2 separate regions of the Homo sapiens genome follow, and region 2 is linked to region 1. A link is an interaction called in ENCODE POLR2A ChIA-PET data of the cell type or tissue named here. Cell type or tissue: PC-9. All regions are shown on one strand. Each heading gives the region's core, and the rest is flanking DNA. Links, peaks and the distances in the headings are about the cores only.

What was found. ChIA-PET counts read pairs that join two places held together with the same protein. Peaks named below come from ENCODE experiments on the same cell type or tissue, not always from the same donor. Only the 100,000 strongest peaks of a DNase experiment are listed, where the experiment ranks them.
Region 2: POLR2A ChIA-PET joins it to region 1 with 5 read pairs; 4 of 35 experiments call an interaction of 5 or more read pairs at or near these places.

What each region holds. Positions count from the first base shown.
Region 1 is chr4:40,618,650-40,626,987 of GRCh38, forward strand. The region is part of intron 1 of RBM47 (RNA binding motif protein 47); the gene reads right to left. Among named protein-coding and RNA genes, the nearest start is that of RBM47, 7.0 kb to the right of the region's middle. RefSeq lists an enhancer at 481-1,008 and silencers at 3,400-3,479, 4,800-4,849. In PC-9, for the core only: no CTCF peak of the experiment used is centred there; DNase peaks (open chromatin) are centred at 2,802, 3,222, 4,582 and 7,702; H3K4me3 peaks cover 1,909 bases; H3K27ac peaks cover 6,667 bases.
Region 2 is chr4:40,453,442-40,461,779 of GRCh38, forward strand. All of the region lies in intron 3 of RBM47 (RNA binding motif protein 47), which reads right to left. Among named protein-coding and RNA genes, the nearest start is that of RBM47-AS1, 31 kb to the left of the region's middle. In PC-9, for the core only: no CTCF peak of the experiment used is centred there; DNase peaks (open chromatin) are centred at 4,100, 4,860 and 5,460; H3K27ac peaks cover 5,005 bases.

The sequences.
Region 1 (8,338 bases), core at 272-8,271:
AATACAAAAATAAGCCAGGCATGGTGGCGCGCGCCTGTAATCCCAGCTACTCGGGAGGCTGAGGCAGGAAAGTTGCTTGAACCTGGGAGGTAGAGGTTGCAGTCAGCCATGATCAAGCCACTGCACTCCAGCCTAGGCAACAGAGCGAGACTCCATCTCAAAAAAAAAAAAAAAAAAAAAAAAAAGGGAAACTTCCAGCATCTCCTTGGGATGTTTGAACAGGAATCTCAGTAAACACACCCAAAATTGAACTCCTGATCTCCTCTACCTGCCTCAAACTTGTTTTCCCCCAGTCTCTGCCATCACAGCCAGCAACACAGATCAGAACCCCCCATCCTCAGTCCTTCCTCCAGGCCATCACCACATCTTGCTATTTCTGCTGGCCACTGCCGGCCTCAGACTCAGACCATAACAGAGGCAGGTAGATACACAGAAGACATCCCATGCAGGCCACTGGCTCTCTCCACCAACACCAACACCCCCAAAAATCAACCCCTGGACAGGCGCAGTGGCTCACACCTGTAATGTCAACATTTTGGGAGGCCAAGATGGATGGATTATTTGAGCCCAGAAATTCAAGACCGGCCTGGGCAAAAGAGTGAGACCCTGTCTCTACAAAAAAATCAAAGAATTAGCTGAGTATGATTGTGTGCCTGTAGTCCCAGCTTCTTGGGAGGCTGAGGCAGGAGGATCACTTGAGCCCAAGACTTTAAGACTGCAGTGAGCCATGATTGCACCACTGCACTCCAGCCTGGGTCAGGGTTGTCTTTTAAGAAGTCGTCTTTAATGGCTTTCTCTTAGGCCTGGAGTAACAAAATGCAAACTCTTTTCCATGGTCTTTAGTGACCCACATGCTCTGAGTCTCAGTAATCCCCATAACCCTACCTTGTGCCCATCTCCTCCTTGCTGGGCACTTTGCACTGTTGCAAGGTCGGCCTTCTTTAAGTCCCTCAACATGCCAAGCGTTCCCAGCCTTAGGACCTTCATGAACGCTACTCCATCTAGCGAAGATGGACATCTCCCTGCCCATCAAACACCTTCAGCCCCACCTCCCTGGAGGAGCCTTCTCTGATGACCTCACCTATGGGATTCCCACCTACTATTGTGTAGTACCTGTGGGTTCCTGGTTCCTTCAGAACACTAAATCTCATCTCCACCCAACAAAGAAAGTCCCAGAGGGCGGAGAATCTTTATTCACCACTGGGTACTTCGTATCCAGTGTCCAGCACACAGTAGCTGCTCAAACAGCAGTTAAGTCTGTATCTAGGCCAAACACGGTGTCTCACGCCTGTAATCCCAACACTTCGGGAGGCCGAGGCCGCGGATCACTTGAGATCAGGAGTTTGAGTCCAGCCTGGCCAACACGGTGAAACCCTGTCTCTACCAAAAATACAAAAATTTGCCAGGCCTCATAGCTCATGCCTGTAATCCAGCTACTCGGGAGGCTGAGGCAGGAGAATCGCTTAAACCAGGGAGGCGGAGTTTGCAGTGAGCCAAGATCACACCATTGCACTCCAGCCTGGGCGATAGAGTGAGACTCAGTATGAAAAAAAAAAAAAAAAAAAAAAAAACTCTGGGCCGGGCACAGTGGCTCACACCTGTAATCCCAGCACTTTGGGAGGTCAAGGCGGGCGGATCACGAGGTCAGGAGTTCGAGACCAGCCTGGCCAACATGGTGAAACCCGTTTCTACTAAAAATACAAAAATTAGCCAGGCATGGTGGCAGGCGCCTGTAATCCCAGCTAGCCAGGAGGCTGAGGCAGGAGAATGGCTTGAGCCTGGGAGGTGGAGGTTGCAGTGAGCCGAGATCATGCCATGGCACTCCAGCCTGGGCGATAACAGCAAGACTCCATCTCAAAAAAAAACAAAAAGTCTGTATCTGGGCAAGAAAAATAAGTCCTTTCAATGTGTCTAGTTTATAAACCCATTTAATTCATATTTACTGGTTCTATATTTTAGTAAATAATTACCACCAGCTCCCTCTATATAGTATATTACCAAAGACAAGTCTAATTTAACATTTATATGCTATTCATTTTTTCTTTTCTTTAAAAAATTTTTTTTAATAGAGAAGGGTTTTCGCCATGTTGCCCAGGCTGCTTTTTAACTCCTGGGCTCAAGCAATCCACCCACCTCAGTCTCCCAAAGTGCTGGGATTACAGGCGTGAGCCACTGCACCCGGCCCCCCTATTCATTTCTAATGTCCCATTCAGTGCATATGATAAGAAATAAGATGATTTGCAGAAAGAACTATGAACATTAGCTCTTTGTTTATTAGGCATAATTTGTCTGTGTATTTTTTGAACTCCTCAACAAATTGTGATGATGTCTTCCAAATCAATTTAGAAGGAAACAAACAAAAAAAAAAAACCCAAAATCCAAATAATTCTAAATCAGCCACAAACCATGACTGACAATAGTCAGAAATAACTAAATCCAGGCTCTTCATCTACCCTCAGCAGACTTTATGTACTATTGCCTTTTTTTTACTGCAAAGAACCTTCCTGGAGTCTGTACTACCTTCAAGATGGTTTTAGGGTCCCCAAGCCTAGTAGCCACAGGATTCTAACAGCAACTGAGGAAGCCTTTTTCAGTGAATTATGGATCTAAACAAGGCAAATGAACGCAGAGAGGGAACTGTGCCTCCAAAGGCCACGAAAAGCAATTTTGCCAAACCTAGGTAATTGTCCAAAGGAGAGAACGAAGCCAGGGCTAGCAAACAAACATGACAGATCAGAGAATTGTTTTGCCACTTTGTAAAGGCAAGATCAAGTATTTGTACAAAGGTTCTGGGGAAAAATTAAAGACTCAAACAATGACTCTAGCACTTCCGTTTCATGCCAGGTCAAGACAAAAATACCTAATTGAGCTCTGCAGCTGAGAACAATCTAAATGGAATCCTGTAGCAGCAATTGGCACTTGTGGAAACCTCAAAGGTGAAAAGAGATAGTTAAGAAAATTTGTCTTGACAGTTACTTTCAGAAAATCATTAATTATAATTAAATGACAGTAGAAAAGGTGATAAACAATATAGTAACATAAGTCAGTCAAGTGTAATTATCTGTAGGGCATGCGATTCACAAAATGGTTCAAACAGAGGGCTACACATTTAGATGTAAATCACAAAAAGATTGCCAAAGAGGAGGCTTTGATTTGGAAACAGGGAAGCTCTGAAATGGGGAAGTGCTGAAACGATTGCGACATCCCCACATTTGGCCCTGCCTTGCACGTTACTTAGTCATCAGCCTCCATCAAGGACTTGTGGTGGCAGAGAAAATAAACCACAGAAAACATGGCAGCCTCCTGGGAGAGGTCTGGGAGAAAACCCATGCTCATTCAGAAAGGTATGTTCGTGGTTGTATTTCGAGTAAAACGCATTCAGTCACGCTTGAAATGTGTAAAAGCCTGTGTGTCTTATTCATTTATTCAACAAGTATTTATGGAGCACCTACTCTGTGGCAGACGCTCCTCTAATGTGCTTGGGATACACCAATGAATGAAGTAGACATTCTAGTCAGGGAGAGACAGATAATAGGTCACACAATTACATAGTATGCTACAAAGCGATAAATACCAGAGAGAAAGCAGGGTAGTGAGACAGAGGATGCGGGCAGGAAGGAGGAATTGCTGTTTTAACCTGGAGGAGGCAGAGCAAAGACTTGAAGGAGGTGAAGGAGTGAAGCATGGAGATGTCTGGGGATGATGGTTCAGGCATCGGGGCAGCCAGTGCAAAGGCCCTGTGGTATGAATGTGCTGGGCACACCCCATCAAGAAAAGGAGTGTGGTTAAAGCAGAGGAAGTAAGGATGTGTGTGGTAGCAGGCGAGGTTAAAGAGGTGATGGGACTAGAAATAAAGTCATTCACTGGCTTTTGAGTGAGATAGAGAAGCTCTAGAAAGTTTTCGGCAGGGGACTGACACGAGCTGACTTCTGTTTTAAAAAAGTCACTCTGGCCAGGTGAGGTAGCTCACACCTGCAATCCCAGCACTTTAGGAGGCCAAGGTAGGCAGCTCGCTTGAGGCCAGGAGTTCGAGACCAGCCTGGCCAACATGGTGAAACTCCATCTCTACTAAAAACACAAAAATTAGCCAGGCATGGTGGTGCATGTCTGTAATCCTAGCTACTCAGGAGGCTGAGGCAGGAGAATCACTGGAGCCTGGAAGGCAGAGGTTGCAGTGAGCTGAGATCGTGCCACTGCACTCCAGCCTGGGTGACAGAGTGAGACTCCATCTCAAAAAATAAAAGAGTCACTCTGGATACTGGGTTAAGAAAGGAGTGTGCGGGGAGAGCGGTGAGGACAAAGGTGGAAGCAGGGGAGCAGATAAGCAGATTCTGCAGACGTATCCACCCTTCCGTGACTAGCTCTAGCCAATGGAGAAAGGGCAAGACCTTTCATACATGACCAGGGTGTATGAGAACATGGGTGTTACCATTTAATTTCAGGGTCTGTGTGCCTCCTGCAGTTCCCACCGGAGAAGTGACTCCTAGGTTTCAGGCTGGGCTTGTCCGTATCATATGAGCTGGCAGTTTCTGTTTACTCATTGGCAAACTGACATATACCTTGAGGTAGATGCTGGAGCCCACAATGTGGAGCAAAAAGCAAAGGAGGTCCCTGGGCCAAACTACTGTTTGCACCAAATGGGAAGGGCTAACTTGTTATTGGATTTCTCTTTGCTCTGCAAATAGGATTTCACTAGAGGCAATTCTTCTAATACTTCTTCAGCCACCTGTCCTTCCTCATCTCTTTTCTTAGTAACTAAGAGTACACTGTCAGCCCACCAGAAAAGCCACACTGCTGTGATTCATTGATATTCACCTGATACTGCCCTTTCACTCTTGGATTTCTTGGTTGACCCTCCGTATTTTTTAGAGGTGAGATCTCACTATGTTACCCAGGCTGGAGTGCAGTGGCTAGTCACAGGCGCAATCATAACGTACTAAAGCCTTGAGCGCCTGTCATCCAGCGACGCTCCTGCCTCAGCCTCCCAAGTAGCTGGGACCACAGGCATGAACCACCACGCTCAGCTCTTCACTCTCCCTAATTTTGAGAAAACATACTTTTTTCCTTCTAGTAATGACCTAATAAGTTTTTTCTAATTACGAAAAAATGCACTTTTTTCCTCCTCATCATTGCTTATTGGCAACTCTCAGCCTTTTAAAGGATATTAAATAGCAGACAAAGAGGTATAAACTTGTTTGTTTGTTTGTTTGTTTGTTTGTTTTTTAGATGGAGTCTTGCCCTGTCAAGGCTGGAGTGCAGTGACGCAATCTCGGCTCACTGCTACCTCCGCCTCCCGATCTCAAGGGATCCTCCCACCTCAGCCTCCCTGGTAGCTGGGATTACAGGCGTGTACCACCACGCCTGGCTAATTTTTGTATTTTTTGTAGAGATGGGGTTTTGCCATGTTGCCTAGATTGTTCTCAAACTCCTGGGCTCAAGTGATCTGCATGCCTTGGTCTCCAAAAGTGCTGGGATTACGGTGTGAGTGACCAAGCCTGGCCCAGATTAATTTATTTAATCCTTATAATAACCCTGTGAGGTAGGCATTTTACAGTTGGGGAAACTGAGTCACAGAGTTTTCTTTTTTAGTTAGCCTGCCTAAAGTCACATGTAAGTGGCAGAACTAAGATTGGAACCAAGGCAGCCCATGCTCCTAGCCACTCTGCTATGGAGTGTGAATTTAGTATGAATAGCCATCCTTTCCCTAAAATCTGCATCTTTACTCTAGATAAACCCCTTTTTTTCTCACCACATGACCAAACGTTGCTGATTACCCTGATAACAAACTAGCCCACAGTGCTGAGCTCTCCTCCATGCCAGCATGCTGCAGCCTTTTATAATCTAACTAAATTCTAAGGTAAAGCCATAACCACCTCATTCTTCCCTGGACATGTCTAAAATAGTAAGATCATCCTCATGGAGAAATAGATCATAGGTATTAACTGGTAGTACATAAAACAAAAACAACAAAAACATTAGGCCATTGCATTTTCTGTTAATAAGAAGTTGCAGTGCCCCATTAAATTTTCTGTGTCACCAAAGCCTCCCAGTTGTAGTTACACAAAGGCAACTTTGTCTTGAGAAGGCTACTGGGAAGATGGGCCTAATCTTGGCAAGGGCTTGGTGTACCAAGAACCATGTTATTATTTTTTAATCAAATGACAACACACAAAAAGAAATATTATTTAAGCCATCTTTTCTTTTCTTTTTCTTTTTTTTTTTTTTTTTTTTTGTTGTTGTTGCCCAGGCTGGAGTGCAGTGGCGCGATCAGCTCACTGCAACCTCTGCCTCCTGGGTTCAAGCGATTCTCCTGCCTCAGCCTCCCGAGTAGCTGGGACTACAGGCACCCGCCACTATGCCTGGCTAATTTTTGTACTTTTAGTAGAGACAGGGTTTCACCCTATTGGCCAGGCTGATCTCGAACTCCTGACCTTGTGATCTACCCGCCTTGGCCTCCCAAAGTGCTGGGATTACAGACATGAGCCACCGTGCCCAGCCTAAGCCATCTTTTTAAAAGTCACAGTGCTATTATCATCACCAACTTGGAACCCTCGTTTTTGAAACACAAATGGTTTACCTGAGCTTACAAGGCTCAAATACACATTTTCAGAATAGGAATTAAATTGATCTAAGAGAAACAACACCTGAAAAAACCCTGTCCATTTTGTACTTCTGTACTTTTTGTTTTTCTTGGGGCACGTGAAATGCTTTACAAACATGATTGAGCCAGGTCTCAGTGCTCTGAAAGGTAGATACTTTTTATTATAATATTAATATGCTGACATTTCCTTGGTCAGGTACAGGCGTCCTGTTCCTGTTTCAGCTGCACAATGCCCTGCATTCATTGTACACTCACCCACTGCCCATTGGTACATATACTTAACTCTTGCTCACCCACATGTGGATTATCCATAGCGTCTGGGAACGGGTTGTCTTCCACCCCAGCTGGTGGATACTCAGGGAATATGAGCAAAACTGACAATTCATTGAAGCAAGGCACAATCAGGAGGCTCATTCAGCGTACACCCACCAGGAACCCACTGTGGTCTTCGTGCAGGGCCACCATGTTCATGAGAACCACAAATATATAGCATCCCCAAAGACAAATATCGTGATTTGGGGAGACTGGATGTTGTTTTCTTGATTAATGTGGCTGAGTGTAATCTATAAATAAAGCATACATTTTGCAGAACCAGAAATCTCCTGAGACCAAAAGATTGATATTTTCCTAAAACACAAAGGGTTTTCAGGGTTACACTAGCACTCTGTCTTCTCCCGATGTCATCTCCCTGAAATGGCCTTCAGAAAAGCAGAGATTGTGCTTTTGATTTCTAAAATGACTCCACTCTAAAAGCTTTGATAGGGTGCACCAAAAGAGCTACTATAGTCACAATCACTTTTACGTGATCAGCTTATTTATGTATTTTACTTTACAAACACATAAACCATATGCATCTAGACACACCCACAAATCGTTGTTTACATAAACTAAGTTCCTATGATGACAAAAATGGAAGATTCATAACAACCAAAAAAGATGCTCCTGTTAAATATGCAAGTTACATAAACTGAGCTGTAATTGTTTTGTTTTGTTTTTTCAGGTGTACTTAAACCACACAGAAAGTAGAGGAAAGGCAGACAGTGGGAGTATGGTTGAAGGGTTTGTGCCTTTTGTAATCAGTTTACTTTTGGTTTTACCAAGAGATGATATCTTGAATTCATTCAAACTAGTGTCTATTGCAGTACACTAGGAACATTTGAATTACAAAAGGAGAGGAGGAGCCTCCACTTCCCACAGTTGCTAGTTTACCTGCAATCCTTTGAGGGCAGTGGTAATCTCCATGTGAGCTTTCTGGTAAATTCCACACTAGGACCACATTCAGAACTTACCTGTTTCTTGGCCGTTTATTCCTCTAGACACTCTCTCCCTTTCTACTTTCGCTGGAAAATGAAAGTTTTCCTCCCCCACACCTTTTTCAGAGCAAAAGATACGAGAACCTTAAAAGCAGGTGGTCATTGACTTCAAGGGGACGAGATCGCCCTCCCCACTGCCTCTCCCCATACAGACGCTCACAGAATAGACGGGGAAGCAACTATGAGAGAAACAGAAGCAATCAGAACTCCAGCTCAGACGACCTCAGGAGTTTTACCAACAGGATGATTCAGGACCACACACAAAAAATGGCAGGGTGCCATTTCCCCCGAATCTCTCCCGCATAAGATGGAAACAACAACTTGAGGTGGCAACTGAGCAATTAGTTACTGATCATTTCTATGACAATTCTCTGAAGGCTCCAAAGGCCTCCTATCTTGAAACCCAGGTCATCTCTGCATTGCT
Region 2 (8,338 bases), core at 106-8,105, 170 kb before region 1:
GAGACAGATGGAAATTATGCAGCAGTAGAAGTTCTACTTATCCTCTTACACTTAGAACTAATTATGTTATCATATGCCATGTTATTGCCAATGCAATACACAATGATGTTAAATAATTGATTAAGATGATGAAGATGAACTCCATTTTATTGAACATCTTTATGAGTGAGACCTTCTGCTGACTGTCAGCAGTTAGCACCATGAGAGAATTTCAGAGGAGGATACTGTCCCACCCCATGTCTAGTATTTCTGGAGAAGTGGCTGGAGAGTGTATTTCACTTACATGCTAAGAACAGAGCAGCGCTAAAAGAGAATAGCCAGCTTAAATGCAATCCTCCCTACAGGGAAGGAGATGAATTAGAAATAATCTCTCTTGTTCTTTGCTCTCAGAGGTCAAATTTTTTTTTTTAAAAAAAGAAAGAAATAATCTCTCCAAGAGTTTCCTTAATGTATGGTTTTAAAACTCCCAAGTTAATGATAGTTAACTATTTTTTTGAACACGTATGTGTAATTTGATTTCTCATGACATTTCTATGAGTGGAAATTTTAAATGTGGGCTCTAGAGTACGGGGTAGACGCCTGCTGGAGACCTGCACATTTGACTCCCTGGCTGTTTTAATAAAGTTTTGTTGGCACATAATCCACAGCCATTCGTTTACATATAGTCTGTGGCTGCATTTATGGGGACGGTGGCAGAGTTGAGTTAAGTAGCAGCAGAGATGATACGGCCTATGAAATCTAAAGTGTTTACTGTCTGGACCTTTACTGCAAACATTTGCCAACCTCTGCTCTAAAGTCAGATTTCCTGGGTTTGAGCCCTAGCTCTTCAGCTGTGTAGCTGTGTGACACATTGGTAAACTAACTATTTAAAATCCTGATTCCTCATTATCGTCACCTGCAAAATGAGACTAGTAATAATTATCGCTATCTCAAAGCATCACTGTGAGGAATAAATGAGATAGCCAAGGGCTTAGAATGAAGCTAAGTAAGGGTGTGATCAGTGTTAGCTATTAGTGCCCCCTTTTAATTTTTTTATTATTTATTTATTTACTTATTTTTATTCATTTATTTTTTGAGATGGAGTCTCACTCTGTCACCCAGGTTGGAGTGCAGTGGCACCATCTCAGCTCACTGCAATCTCCGCCTCCTGGGTTCAAGCGAATCCTGCCTCAGCCTCTCGAGTAGCTGGGACTATAGACAAGTGCCGCCATGCCCGGGTAATTTTTTTGTATCTTTAGTACAGACAGGGTTTTGCCATGTTGGCCAGGCTGGTCTCGACCTCCTGACCTCAGGTGATCCGCCCACCTCAGCCTCCCAAAGTGCTGAAATTATGTGGTGGCTCACGCCTGGCCATACTGCCCCTTTTTAAAGATCAGGAGATTGAGGGTATCAAATAACTTGACCCAACTTACAGAATTGAAATGTAGGTCAATCTGATGACAAAGCCAAAGCTCTTTCTACCATGATACTCATTCTTTGCTACTTACTTACTTACAGCAGGTTTAGCAATAGCCAGTGTTAACAGGATAAGACCACGATTGGTGAGAAATGGACATTGGCTGATAGAGTGGAAGGAATTTCCAGTACAGACACATGGTAAAGTTGTTGGGAAATCATTACTTTCTACCATCCCCATCGCTTCCCCTCTGCACTCTCCCCACCACTCTTCTAAGCTTTCAAAGAGTTCTGCAAACTGTCCCATAGCCTATTTCTGGCTCTTTGTAAAGGAGTTAACATATTCAAACTATGTTTTTAGACTTAAAAACCTATGGAATTAAATTCTTAAATGGAAATGTTGAAGGACTAGAATTCACGTAATCGCAATGTTCAAGTGAGAACATGGGACTGTGATGAGGCAGTGATTCCACGCCCAGGCTCTGGAGCCAGACTGCCTCGCTTCCTATCTCTTGACTGTACTACTTGAAAAACAAATGCCATCACACAAGTCACTTTCTCTCCTTGAGCCTCAGCTTCACCATCTATAAAATGGTGATAATATTATCATTAACATTGTTGGGAGGATTAAAAAGTACCTGGCTGGTTGGGCGTGGTGGCTGAAGCCTATAATCCCAGCACTTTGGGAGGCTGAGGTGAGAAGCTTGCTTGAGCTCAGGAGTTCCAGACCAGTCTGGGCAACATAGTGAGACCCTGTCTCTACAAAAAATACAAAAATTAGCCAGGTGTGGTGGCTCCAGCTACTCAGGAGGCGGAGGTGGGAGGATTGCTTCAGCCTAGGAGGTTAAGGCTGCAATGAGCCGTGATTGCATCACTGCACTCCGGTCTGAGCAACAGAGGGTAACCCTGCCTCATAGCAAACAAACAAAAAGAAACAAAAAAGAAAAAAGTACCTGGCTACAGTAAATGCTCAAGGCCCTTTGTTATTATTTCAGATGGTCAAGAATAAATGTTTTTCAAGGATCTTCTTTTTGTAGACAACTGTGTAGTCACAGTTTAGAGTCGTTAATTATCTGCCTGGCAAGATACTTTTTAAAATTAAAATGTAAAGAACCTGAGGGGATTCACTCCCAAATGTTTATGGACAAACTGAAAGGGCATTTACACAGATATTACCTTCTACATTTATGTGAGAAAGTGCTTTAAGACACTGTACATGTGAAATGTGTAGTTATAATGGCTACTACTATGTTCTCTTTTATATTTTCTAATTATGTAAGTATTATGTTCTTTTTATCACTACTTTGTATTCCTGCACGGGAGCTTTGTGCCTACCCATTGAATGTAGTAGGCCCTAAATATTGCCTGTTAACTAATTATGGTGTCATATACCATGTTAAAATTAAAATATTACAATTACTGAAGCAGGTTTAAGAGAGAAACCCGGGCATAATATTCTTAGAAAAACTTTATGTGCCAGAAGTTGAATATATGAACTGGTAGTTTGATGCATGATTACTTTTTAATTATAAAAGTCATCTTTAATTGCAAAAAATTCATAATAGTGTTCTTTTAGATAGGAAATTTCCTGTGTTGTTAAGAATATGATTCAAGTTACTGAGAATTTATAGATATATATTTCCTGTACATACTATTCCTATATATCTATATATACCAACAATACTATACAAAAGTATTAGTCCCATTTTCTTTTTTTTTTTTCTTTTCTTTTTTCTTTTTTTTTTTTTTTTGAGACAAGGGCTCTGTCACCCAGGCTGGGGTGCAGTGGCATGATCACGGCTCACTGCAGCCTCAACTTCTCAGGCTCAAGCAATCCTCCTACCTCGACCTCTCAGGCTCAAGGGATCCTCTCACCTCAGCCTCTCAAGTTGCTGGGACTACAGGTCCTCACCACCACGCCTGGCTAATTTTTTATTTTTTTGTAGAGATGAGGTCTCACCACGTTGCCTAAAGTTGTTCTCAAACTCCTGGGCTCAAGCAATCCTCCTGCCTCGGCCTCCCAAAGTGCTGGGATTAAAGGCGTGAGCCAACACGCCCGGCCAGCCTCATTTTCTTGATGGAGAAACTGAGAAGGAGGGCGATCATGTGCTTACTTCAAAATCACAATTAGATAATGGCAAATTTGTGATTGTAATTTTATAAAGATGCCTTATCTTTGGGGTGATACTTTATAATTTAACTTCTTTTTGGCAGTAGAGTTGTTTTATATCCAAAACCAAACCAAACCCAGAGAGTCCAAATATAAAAGATAGAATTTTAAAAAATTTTAAAATTTGTGGGGGTCGGGCGTGGTGGCTCACGCCTGTAATCCCAGCACTTTTGGAGGCCAAGTGGAGCGGATCACCTGAGATCAGGAGTTCAAGACCAGCCTGGCCAACATGGTGAAATCCCATCTCTACTAAAAAATACAAAAATTAGCCGGGCGTGGTGGCCTGGTGCCTGTAATCCCAACTACTTGGGAGGCTGAGACAGGGAGAATCACTTGAACCCAGGAGGCAGAGATTGCAGTGAGCCAAGATAGTGCCACTGCACTCCAGCCTGGGTGACAGAGTGAGACTCCATCTCAAAAAAAAAAAAAAAACAAAAAAAAGGCATTTTAAAATTTGTGTGTAAAAGGCTGTTTACTCAGGGTGGAATGTAGTGACACGATCTCAGCTCACTGCAACCTCCACCTCCCAGGTTCAAGTGATTTTCGTGCCTCAGCCTGGGATTACAGGTGCATACCACCACGCCCAGCTAATTTTTTTTTGTATTTTTAGTACAGACAGGGTTTCACCATGCTGGCCAGGCTGGTCTTGAACTCCTAACGTCAAGTGATCCACTGGCCTTAGCCTCCCAAAGTGCTGGGATTAGAGGCATGAGTCACTGTGCCCAGCCAAGGGTATTTTTCATTCGTTAAACTTCTTAAATTTTACTATCACATTGGGGATTAAGTTTAAAAAAATTTTCTTAAATTTATGCTCAAACAGATTTAGAAAGTGAACTTTTTGCTGGGTGTGCTGTCCTAGCACTTTGGGAAGCTGAGGTAGGTGGATCACCTGAGCCTTGGAGTTTGAGACCAACCTGGGCAACATAATGAGACCCCACCTCTAATAAAGTCAAATAAAATTAAATAAAACAAAATAAAACAAAATGAAAGTGAACGTTCCCAAACATAAACTTACAGTCATTATAATGGTGTGTGAATGCTAGTCTTCTCCTCCTAATTTGAAACTATATTAGTAGTTTGCAAGTAGTAGTTATATAGTAACAGTATGGTCTATTATTACTGTGTTATATTACACATGAATACATGTACAATATGCACCTTCTGGTGGTATGTCAAATAGTAGTATACAAAAATAACATAGGTCTTTTTGTAAAACAAATGACAAATTGCCTGTCCTGAAACAAAGGCTCTGAAACAGACTGACATAGTCAAACATTAGCTTCAGTTTTAGGTGTGACCTTCTGCTTTTATTTGGTGAACATTAGTCATTTCAGTTGCAACTAGGAAACAATATCTGCTACTATAGAAAAAAACAGATCCTGATTATGTTGATGTCATGTTCATTGACCAGTTATCTCAAGGCAATAATTATAGTAGAATAGCATTCGCCCAGGAATACTCTCAACATTGAAAAAGTCATGAGTTAAAATACTTTCTTCTATAAATGTTTAAGTTTAATGTGGGGTATTTTGGAAGCTAAAAATATTTTCAAAATCAACTATATTTATGACAATATGACCATAGTAGGCTGTTTATGAGAAAATATAAAAAAGGAAGTGAACTTTCTGGTGGGGGATCACTTAAAGACAAAATGCATTAAATACAACTTTAATCCAGAAAATATGTGTTCTTTTTATTCATTGCATTGTTTCAATGTTGTTCCACCTTTCCAGCTCTGGTGATAATTGTTTTTTTTTCCCCCTTTTCTTTTCTTCCTTTTTTGGGTACACAGTGAAAAACAAAAAAAGATAGCTTAAAAAACAGGTCCTTCTGCAAACATACGGCGAAGGTTAAACTCTAATACCCCATGGCTTGTTTACTTTAAAAATTTGGAAAAGTAAGCACCATGAGTTCATTGATATGAGTAGGAACCTGCGTCATCCTGTGGTATTTGTGAATATTGTGGGCTCTTTTATCAATTTCATTTGTTTCTAAGTCTTTCCAAAGAACTCTATTAGAAATGAGACCATCTGAGACAGGTCCTTTAACACAGAAAAAGTAAAATTCGCCTTCTATTATGAAGTGATTTTAGATATTAAAGGCTCTTTCCACTTCTTTATGCATTGTTTGAAATGTCTTAGAAAAGTTAAAACAATAGTGTTTATAGTTTATTTTATTAGCTACACTTGAAGCATCTCAAAGGCAGTGATGCTTATTTTATCCCCAGTGCCTGGCACTGAATGAATGTTTGAATAAAAGAATGAATGGATAGAAGAATGAATGAATGTGCACTGTCTTTTGCAAGAAACATGGTAGGACAAAGCTACAAAAAGAGTTTCCTTTTATAACTAACATCCACCAAATTGCTTTGGACATTTTTTTCACGTATCTATTTACTAAGTTTTGTGGGAGAGCCGTGCATGGGGGTGCATGCCTGAAATCCCAGCTACTGGGGAGGGTGAGGTGGGAGGATTGCTTGAGCCTAGGAGTTCAAGGCTGCATTGAGCTATGATTGTGCCACTGCACTCCAGCCTGGGCAACAGAGCAAGACCCTATCTCTAAAAAAAATTAATAATAAAAATAATTTAAAAAAACTTTTGTGGTTTACCTGCATATAGAACTGGGTACAAATAGTCATACCCAGGTACTATCTGGTGGTATTTCTGCATGGCCGAAAGGAGCCCATCAGAGAATGAATAGGCCAGCTTTGGTACAGGAGTTGGCATTTCTTTCTTTCTTCTTTCTTTTTTTGAGACAGAGTTTCATTCTTGTTGCTAAGGCTGGTGTGCAATAGTGTAATGGCGCTATCTTGGCTCACCACAGCCTCTGCCTCCGCCTCCCAGGTTCAAGCAATTCTCCTGCCTCAGCCTCCCGGGTAGCTGGGATTATAGGCATGTGCCACCATGCCTATAGCTAATTTTGTATTTTTAGTAGAGACGGGGTTTCACCACGTTGGTCAGGCTGGTCTCAAATTCCCAACCTCAGGTGATCCACCCGCCTCGGCCTCTCAAAGTGCTGGGATTACAGGCCTGAGCCACCACGCCTGGCCAGGAGCTGGCATTTCTAACACATGCCCAGGCATCAGGAATGTCACATGGAAAAGCCACACCAACCCCTAATGGATTATATTGAATGCCAATGTTAATATCCCTTGAGCCGTCTTGGTAAAGTAGGTACTGGCCAGGGAGCTATAAAATTTCCATCACTGTTTTTTTTTTTTTTCTTTTTTCTTTTGGCCTTAACTGATATGCTTAGCTTCTGCTATACTGTCTCAGGAATTCGGTAGAGATTTTATGCCACAAGGAAATAGGCACATAAATGAGGCCTGCCCATGAAGGCAGTTTTTAATCACTCTTTTATCTGAAGGTATTTTGAGAGGCTGCTTATTACAGTGCTTGAGCTCGAGCTCCTGCATGCCAGAGCTCAACCGCTTGAGTTCAATACCATTTATTAACTGTGTGACTTCAGGTGAGTGACTTACTCTCCCAAGCTTCAGTTCACTCAACTGGAAAATGGGAATAGACCGGGTGTGGTGGCTCACGCCTGTAATCCCAGCTACTTGGGAGGCTGAGGCAGGACAATTGCTTGAACCAGGAAGGTGAAGGTTGCAGTGAGGTGAGATTGTGCCACTGCACTCCAGAGAGGCTGAGGCAGGTGGATCACCTGAGGTCAGGAGTCCAGGACCAGCCTGGCCCACATAGCAAAACCCCATCTCTACTAAAAATACAAAAGTTAGTCAGGCATGGTGGCAGGCGCCTGTAGTCCCAGCTACTCGGGACGCTGAGGCAGGACAATCTCTTGAACCCCAGAGGCAGGTGTTGCAGTGAGCCAAGATCGCACCACTGCACTCCAGCCTGGGTGACAGAGTTAAGACTCTGTCTCAAAAAAAAAAAAAAAAAAAAAGATACTTATTAAAAGAAGAAGGAAGAGAAGGAAAATCAGTTTTCCCAGTCTCTATAATTAAACTAGGCAGTTAGAGACAATTGGAAATTCTTACAAATTTAAATAAAAAGCACAACTACATTAATTAAAGAAACTCAAGAAATATGCACTTAAATTAAGAATGGAAATGAACAGAAAATACATATCTAGAGTTTCACTGAACCTAGAGTATTTAAAATGAAAAATTCAGGTGTCAGGAAATTTATGATTTCCCAGGTCTACTAAACTCCTGGAACAATTGTTGGCATTTAATTGCTATTCATGTCTCGCGTACTCTGTACTTTCACTGAGTGCACTTGGAGTTAATATTTCAATTAAAAAACTAATACATCAGTAAAAACGCCCAGATTTGAGCTAATCATTTATTCTCAGGCTCACAGGGAAATACTGGATATTCTTCGAGTTAATAAAGTGTGAAATGATTTTAATTATTCAAGGGAAATATAGTATACCAGTCTTGCAAATGGTTTTTTTAGACAGCATGGTCTGTCTTATCCCATCCTACATCAGAAAATTTAATTGGCTTAGTTATTTCCTCTTTCCCAAATCCCTTTTTATGGCAAAGAGAAAATGAGGACCTACAGCAGCCCACGTTGCTGAGGACCTAAACCAGTCCCTGTGAAAACCAAAACAGGGATGGGCTGGATTTCAGTTTGTTTCTCATAGGTTCCGAAGTCAGAGTTTTAAAAGATTTAACAGGCTGGGCACAGTGGCTCATGCCTGTAATCCCAGCACTTTGGAAGGCTGAGATGGGCGGATCACCTGAGGTCAGGAGTTCAAGACCAGCTATGGCTAACATGGAGAAACCCTGTCTGTACTAAAACAGAAATA